Regions from separate parts of the Mus musculus genome. Here region 2 is linked to region 1. The links are chromatin loops, found by intact Hi-C in ENCODE. Cell type or tissue: heart. All regions are shown on one strand.

Region 1 (4,000 bases):
AGCAATGCCACTACTACCCCAGGGGCATATCTTGCCCGGCAAGTCTGTATTGTAGCATGCATGGTTCTGTGATGAGTAAGACAATTATTATCTTTTCTCCTGAAGTGGAGAAATAAAATAAAATAAAATAAAATAAAATAAAAACTGTCCTGACACCTTGAGAACTAGCTGCTAGGGAATACGTTTCCTGATGAATTCCTGATGAGTTTCATTTCTTGTGATGAAAGTGTATAGTGTCAGGCTGAAGAGATGGCTCAGCAGTTAAGAGCACTGACTCTTCCAGAGGTCCTGAGTTCAATTCCCAGCAACCTCATGGTGGTTCACAACCATCTTTAATGCCCTCTTCCGGTGAAGACAGTGACAGTGTACTCACATACACGAAATAAATAAATCTTTAAAAAAAAAAGTGTATAGTGTCTTACCATCTTGTTACTGTGAGTGGCAACCAAGAGCAATGCCAGCAGTCTGGTTGTTTTGGGGACATTCTTAAACCTATTTTTCCAGGGCTGAATATACACTTTATAAGGATAGATGTGTGTGATGGTTTGTATATCCACAGGGAGTGGCACCATGTAGAGGTGTGGCCTTGTTGGAATAGGTGTGACCTGGTTGGAATGGGTGTGTCACTGTGGGTGTGGGCATAAGATCCTTACCCTAGTTGCCTGGAAGTCAGTCTTCCACTAGCCGCCTTTGGATGAAGACATAGAACTCTCAGCTCTGCCTGCACCATGCCTGCCTGTATGCTGCCATGCTCCCACCTTGATGATAATGGCCTGAACCTCTGAATCTGTAAGCCAGCCCCAATTAAATGTTTGTTTGTTTGTTTGTTTGTTTTAATTTTATAAGACTTGCCTTGGTCATGGTGTCTGTTCACAGCAGTAAAACCCTAAGACAATGTGATATTCATCACTCTTTATATTTCTGAAAGGCCACATGGGTGATACAAAGTATGCTAAAATAACATAACTAAGCATCTAGCTACACAGAGAAACCCTGTCCTGAAAAACAAGAACACAAAACAAAACACAAATAAATGGAGGTAGAATGTTAGGTTGCAAAGGAGGTGAGGTAGAAGAAAAATAACTAAAAACAAAACCACAGAGACTTATTTTATTGAGGAGAAAGATGAGGGGTTGCATTCATTTTTTTTAAAAAAGCGGGTGAGTCTCAAAATGGATAAGAAGGGTGATGCCTTAATTCCAGGGCCAGGATTAGCCTGAGAGGACAAAACGTTTCTTTTCAGGACAGGAAAAGGAAGACTTCAGTTGCAGGTGGATACTTTGGTAGCAGCTAGAGGGAATGAAGGAAGTTCACCTCTGGGAGTCTCTCTTGCCTCAGAACTGTAGATGAAGACATTTATTTTTCATTTTTATCAAAGGAGGCGGGCAGGGTAGAGCTCAGTAAGGGATTGAGAGCTCCCGAGGGCAAGGTTACCTGGGGAGAGAATTAGGAGATAAGATCTTAGTGTATAAATGACTGGTGTAGGCTCCGAAATACTTTGGCCACACGGATGTCTCAGCTGAAGCTGTGTGACCATCCTGAGAGGAGTGAAGATATTCTGAGGAGAGACACGTGTGCCCCTCCTTTTGACTAGTGGACTAACAGGATAATGGGCCCCAAAGAACTAGATTTCCTCAAGAGTCTCACTGGAGAAGGAAGAGATTGGGTTTCTGGGTGCAAACCATCAGGAGAGCTTGGTTCTTAGTTCTGACAACTTGTCAGTTTGCTTTGCAGGACCAACCAAGATGTGTTTACCATGGGCAAGATCACACCTTGAGCCTTCTACTTATGTCAAGGCTCCAAAGATAGACTTAGGGGGTTTACTGAACCAGCCCCTTAGTTCTTTTTCCTAGTGCAGTCTCATTGAATAAATTTCTTTCACTGTTGTCTTTTTTAGCTGTGTTATGGAGGACAGGTAGCTTGTTAGGGCGGCCAGAGTCCAGGCTTCATTAACTGCAGGACATCCCTGGTTTGTACCATTTGGTGGCGCCATTCTCAAGGCTGTACACTTTTCTGTTCTAGCACTGAAGTTGATAAGGCTCTGGTGAGAGACCCTGAGTTGGAGGAACCAGTTGGGAATTTGTACGCAGGGGCATTCGATTCGGGGAATATATCTATCTTTAATGAGTAAATAAATGTAACTCTGTAGGTTCCGCGATGCACACTCTGTAGCAGCAGATTTCTCTCTGGCTTGTGTTCTGAGAGCATCTGTTACACAAAACATTCAAGGGAGCACTTAGGGGTGCAGCGGGAGGATTGCGACCGTGACAAGTATGGATGGTAGTGAGACTAAGAAGCAAGCAAAAACAATTTTAACGCTGTATATTGAGGAGCCCTGAGGAAATAGTTTCTTCCTACTCTTTACCGTTTAAGGTGGACACGCGGCAAAGGCACACTCGGGAAGAGATGACGTCATGCAGCTTAAAGGTAGCTCGTATTTTCACTTTTGTTATTTCTCTTGAGACACGTTCTCAAGGCTGGCCTCGAATTCCTGATCCTGCTGCCTTCATCTCACAAATGTTGGGATTACAGACGTGTGCAGCCATGTTCTGATAGGTAAGATTTTCTCTTCATTTCTCGCAGTTTGAGGAGGTAACAAAACTTGCAGTAGTTTCCATCCTCAAGCGCGGCCTATCGTTACCATGGAAACGCTTATTGAGTTAGGTCCTTTCACTGAGTCTTCGGTTGCTTCTAAAGTGCGCCCGCCCTAGGACGATTGGTTCTGCCCTGACTGAATGGTTTGCCTGCAGTCACTGATGCGTTCGGAGCAATCTTGATCCCTGTCGGACGCCGTCACCGGCTCTTGCCTAGCTCCACCCATTCTGCGGGCCCGCCTCTCCAGCCCGCCGCCGGAGGCCCCGCCCCTACCTGGAGGCCCCGCCCCCATGAATCAGCTGATCTCGCGTACCCGCGGTGCAGTCGGGCTCGCGCCGGGAGAAGAGCGCGGAGCTGCGGGAGCGTCAGGTGAGCCCGCGCGGGTCCGGGCGGTCCTTGGGTTCGAAGGCGGGTCGGCGGAGGTGCGGGAGCGCGCTGGGCTGGCCTGCGGGGACGGCGCCTGCCTGTGAAGAGCTCCGGACGTGGTGGCTCGGCCCGGGTCCCACCCTCCGGGTCCCAGCGCCCCACTGCCGTGGTCGGAGCTGTGTGGCATTCCTTCGGGTCCCCTCTTCCCGCCTCCACCCACGCTGCTTACGCCCATCCGCTCAGAGGGTTTTTTGAATGCCCACAGTGGGCGCCCAGCTGGCTAGACAGTGAACCTTGCTGAGTGTCCTAGGTGGGTTTGCCCCAGGATGCATATCGTGGGGAAAAGTGAAGGGGGGCGGGGAGGGTCTGTGGTTTGAAACAGCGTTTGCTGAAAATGAAAAGGACTTTGGTATTAATCAGTGGTAGTTTGACCAAATCCCTAAATGTATCAAGTCATCAAAGGAATCATCGTGAAGACAGGAAAGAACACTGGAGCGATCTTGAGGAAATGGTCCTCACATTGATGTTGGTCCTCCAGGTAACAGGGCTATTTGCAGACAAGCAACTGTAGATTTGTAGAGGCAAGCTACTGTTTAGTACTTCTGTGGTTACCAAAGAGGGAAAACACACTGGTTGAATTGGGTGGTCAAGAGCAGCACTTTCTTATAGATTAACTGACTGCTGTACCCAAATTAAGGTTGTTACTCTGTTGTTCTTATATTTGTATCTGTTTTTTAAATGACTGTCAAGGATAAACTTGTGTGATGTAGGTTTATTTGGAGCAGGTACAAAAATGCAAAAAAACAGTAGGCCATACTTTTTTGTTTTTTATCATATACCTGTATGTATTAGTGTTCTCTAGAGTCACAAAACTTATGAAATGTATATATTAAGGGAATTTATCATAGTGATATACAGTTTACAGTCCAACTAGCCCAACAACGGGAATGGGAAGTCCAAGAATCTAATAGTTGCTCAGTCCCACGAGGGTAGTTATTTTAGCTGGTCTTCTGGATAAGCTGGAATCCTGAAGAAGTAG
Region 2 (4,000 bases), 260 kb after region 1:
AACAGATAATTTTTCAAGACATTTTGAGGTCAGGGCAGCAGCTGCACATGGCAAAGGAGTTGAATGAAAGATCTGCTGTTAGTTTTTGCTACTATGCTAAGATTATAAATCCTTAAAAGTAAATTATAAAGTAAAAAAATAAAGAAGCTTGCTGAGGCTTGGTGGAACATGCCTTTAATTCCAGCATTCAGGAGGCAGAGGCAGACGCAGGCTGATCTTTGTGAGTTCTAAGCCATCTAGGGATACCAACATAGTGAGACCCCATCTTTAAAATATGTGTGTATGTATTTACTCATAAATGTGTGCATATATATGTATATATATATGTGTGTGTGTGTATGTATATATATATGTGTATATATATATATGTATATGTATATATATATATATATATATATATTTAAGAAACCTGTATTCCTAAACATAATGATGAGTACTTCAGTGTAGTCCCTTGCAATTGTACCTAAAAAGCTAACCACAATAAAGCTTTATAAATAATCTAATTTGTTGCATAATATAGAAGTCATACCCAGGCCTTTCATTTGAAAGGTTAACACTTTAAATGGACACCAGAGGGGCTATGTATTTACAAGACTTGGGTTTTGCGTTAATCGAGGTATTCAATGGTCTACTGTTACAGGAAATGCCGACAAAAACAAAAAACCTACCAATACTCTTTGTTAGGCTTCAAAATTACAGTAATTCTCAAGGTGATCTTGAAATCTCATAAAACCTTAACAAAGATCATAGCGAAGCACACAGCTTAATCCAATTTTCCAAACTTAGTATCATGACTCATGGTTTCAACAAATATTTACGGAGTGCCAAGCACTGTGCTATGCAGGTGCTGTCACAAATCATGATCAAGTTTGGAGGAAAGGTATTTGACATAACAAACCCACGAGGGGAAAACAAGACATCAAATGTAAACACTGAAGACAAAACGAAGCCTGGACATTTAATTTGGAAAAAGGTCCCTTCGACGTCTCTGAGCAGACAGGTCTGGGGCCAGAGTGTCTTCAGCTTGGGAAGTCGCCAGGCCTGTGTGCGCTACCAAAGGTAAGAGCTGGGGGAGCGGGGCGGCGGTAGCTGGGTTCCTGCACCTGGCACCGCTGCTGGGCACCCGGGAGCCCCGGCCCCCCCGTGCGCTGGCACAGAGACAGAGAGCGGGAGCCGGCGTCCCGCAGACTCCAGCGGCTGCTCGGCCGGCCGTGTCAACTCCGGTAAGGAGCGGAGGCGAGGACTGGCCTTGTAGCCTTCCGCTGTGCACCTACCGACCTGCGTTCCCTGTCGCTCCCCGGGTCCCCACACCATCCCGTGCTGGCCTGCCTCCCCTCATTACCTAGGCGGTGACCAAGGCCAGCGACTCTCCAGACAGCGGGCGCTGAGGGGAGGCGACACGCGCGAGCCCCGGGACCTGCCTCGCGAAGGGGCGAGGCGAAAACACTAGGCCGGCTTCCAGGGTGAGCCTCAAGGCACAGAAGTGCAGCACGGCCTGGAGAAGGCCGGTCGGCCTGGACTTCTGCCCTAGCCCGGGGCAACCGGCCGGGACGGGATTCGCCCCACCCCAGCGGGGTCGGGGCCCGCCGCTCCGCCCCACCGCGCCTCCAGCTTCTAGCTCTGGAGTGAGGAGGCGGGGCCCTCGAGCTGTAGGCGGGACGGAAAGCAAACTACAGTTCCCAGAAGGCTTTGCGCTAGGGCCGCAAAGCCTGTTGGGAGAGTGGGTCTCCTTTTTAGCTTCCCTAGCTGGGTGGGGGCTGCCATTGAACCGGCGTCACTGCAGCTCCAAGGTCGCCCGGTGATGATGTGAGAGCGCCTGCCAGTTCCTGCCACGCCCGGGGGGGTTAGCTCGGTGGCGGCGGCGGCTGCTTCAGATGCTGCTCTCAGGCTGCCGCGCATTAGGGGCTTCTTCCTGAGCGAGTGTGGGCGGAAGAGCGAGGACGCCGGGCCATTCCCGTGAGTAAGCTCCCGCGTGCGATTCGAACTTGCCCTTGTCAACTTCTCTCAAAGGCAGAGAAGCCTTCCTGTCCCGCGTCCCTCTGGTCCCCAGAGGTCACTCACGGAAGGATTCCGCCCCGAGATGGGAAAGGGATGTTTCCCAAGTGTGGGTGCAAACTGATGGGAACTGGGCGGTAGCCTCCGGGATTCACCCTATCTGCACCTCTGAAGATTGGCAGCTTCCCATCCTTTGCCAGACAGAGTCCATCTGGAGCTCTGTCGTTTTAGGATGAGTGGCTTTAGTGTCTGGACGTTAAACCTTAAGCTCTCGGTGGCCATCTGTGATGCAAATGGGAGGAAAGGACACTAGAAAGAGCTCTTTCTTTATTGGGCTTTTATTTGTAATTGATTTGGAACCAAACGCCACATGTCTTTTTAAAAGAAATAAGGAAGACAGACAGACAGAAAGACTTTTGGTTGAAGCAAAAAGAATGAATATTGGCAGTTGTGTTTTCCAGTGCCAGCACTTCTGAGTCCCAGACACTTTTTTTTTTTTTTAAATCACAATTATGGCAGTGAAGTCAATTACCTGCTTATGCATCTTTTTCTGCATCAGGAAAGATGGTAATATTTCGCTGGAAATTCACTTAGCTTATGTAAGGACCACTGAACAAAATGAGCTAGACTCAGAGTTCTTGCTCTACCTTAGTAAAAATGTTTGTGACCTTTCAAATCTTTGCTGTCCTGTTAAAAGTCTGAGCTACAGTGAGCTCCAAATAGCATATTAATGGTGGTGACACTTGAAAACGAATTGTGAAGGACATTTGGTGGTGGGAAAGGGCAAAATTAAAGGCACTTTATCATCTCGGCCACTCTCCAGCTTTCTATTTTTAAAATTAGGTAGTATCTGGCAAGCCTCAGATGTTTAACCAGCACATACATACCTATGTGAAAGACAGTGCTCTTACCCATACCCATTTTTACTGATGTGATGATGTACACGGTTCACCTAACCACGCACATTGCTCACTAGTTGCACTGGAGACTTTCTGTATCAAGTCGAGATTTACACCCATACCTGCTTTGCCTCAAAGTTATGAACCAGGTTAAAAGAATGGTTAAGAAGAATTTTCATAGTTTGCTAGTACTCGCTCCATCATTCCTTGACTATGAATGCATCCGTAACTCCCACTTTAGCCCTCTGAACAAATTGTACACTCTTGTCTGCTAGTCTCATCCCTCATAGAACTGCTCATTAACACACTAAGAGCTCATTCCAAATCCACCTGGATGCCTTTATGTCTTAAAAAAAAAAATGATAGGATTGGACTTATATCACAAAGGTGCTTTCCAGTTCTCGGGTTTTATGGTTCTATGGTTATTATTCTTCACTGCAGATGCTTAACATCCATAGTCACAAAGCATTGTTATTCTTCCCTATGAATGTTTAACATTCATAGTCATAAAGACTATGGAAATTGGCCTTTTAATGTTTTTACTTCACTGCCCAGACTATATTAGAGCCAACATGAGGGATGGGGGATGGTAGCACTGTAGTTCTTGCTCATTTTCTTCTTGTCTACAGCTCATTTATATCATCTGTATGATTCCTTTTTTTGTTTTGGATTTGTTGGTTTTTTTTTTGTTTGTTTGTTTTACTTTTTTGAGACAATTTCACTATGTAGCTCAGGCTGACCTGGAGCTCACAGAAATCTGCCTGCCTCTGTTTCTTGCGTGCTGAGATTAAAGTTGTGTGCTTCCATGACTGTATCGTTTTTAAAATTACGTTTGTTTGTTTGTTTGTTGCTGTGTGTGTGTGCCTGGGAGCACGCCTGCATGAATGCATGTGGAAATCAGAAGACCACTTGTAGGATTGGGTTTTCTCTTCCTACTATGTGTGTCCTGAGGACGCAGGGTGTCAGTCTTGGTGGCATGCACCTTTGTCTCTCAGCCACATTGCTGGCCCTGGACCAGCTTTTGAACCTCATTAAGTTATCCTACTTACTTGGAAAGAAACCTGAGTCATTGACGTGACAGTCACATGGAGCATCTAGTCACGTCT

The links. Peaks named below come from ENCODE experiments on the same cell type or tissue, not always from the same donor. Only the 100,000 strongest peaks of a DNase experiment are listed, where the experiment ranks them.
Region 2: it touches region 1 in a loop (2.3-fold over the local background); 1 of 42 quality-filtered maps calls a loop at or near these places.

The regions. Positions count from the first base shown.
Region 1 is chr1:59,236,119-59,240,118 of GRCm38, reverse strand. Als2 (alsin Rho guanine nucleotide exchange factor) reads left to right here and starts at 2,888. Exons shown (of 34, transcript NM_028717.6): 1 at 2,888-2,964. It overlaps Gm33667 (predicted gene, 33667), which reads right to left and starts at 2,764. Exons shown (of 2, transcript NR_168353.1): 1 at 2,366-2,764; 2 at 1,097-1,434. In heart, a CTCF peak has its summit at 1,985; DNase peaks (open chromatin) are centred at 2,038, 2,308 and 2,828; H3K4me3 peaks cover 2,061 bases; H3K27ac peaks cover 1,369 bases.
Region 2 is chr1:58,971,193-58,975,192 of GRCm38, reverse strand. It overlaps Trak2 (trafficking protein, kinesin binding 2), which reads left to right and starts at 1,711. Exons shown (of 16, transcript NM_172406.3): 1 at 1,711-1,956. Stradb (STE20-related kinase adaptor beta) reads right to left here and starts at 1,671. Exons shown (of 12, transcript NM_172656.6): 1 at 1,343-1,671. In heart, CTCF peaks have their summits at 1,806 and 2,010; a DNase peak (open chromatin) is centred at 1,662; H3K4me3 peaks cover 3,470 bases; H3K27ac peaks cover 2,565 bases.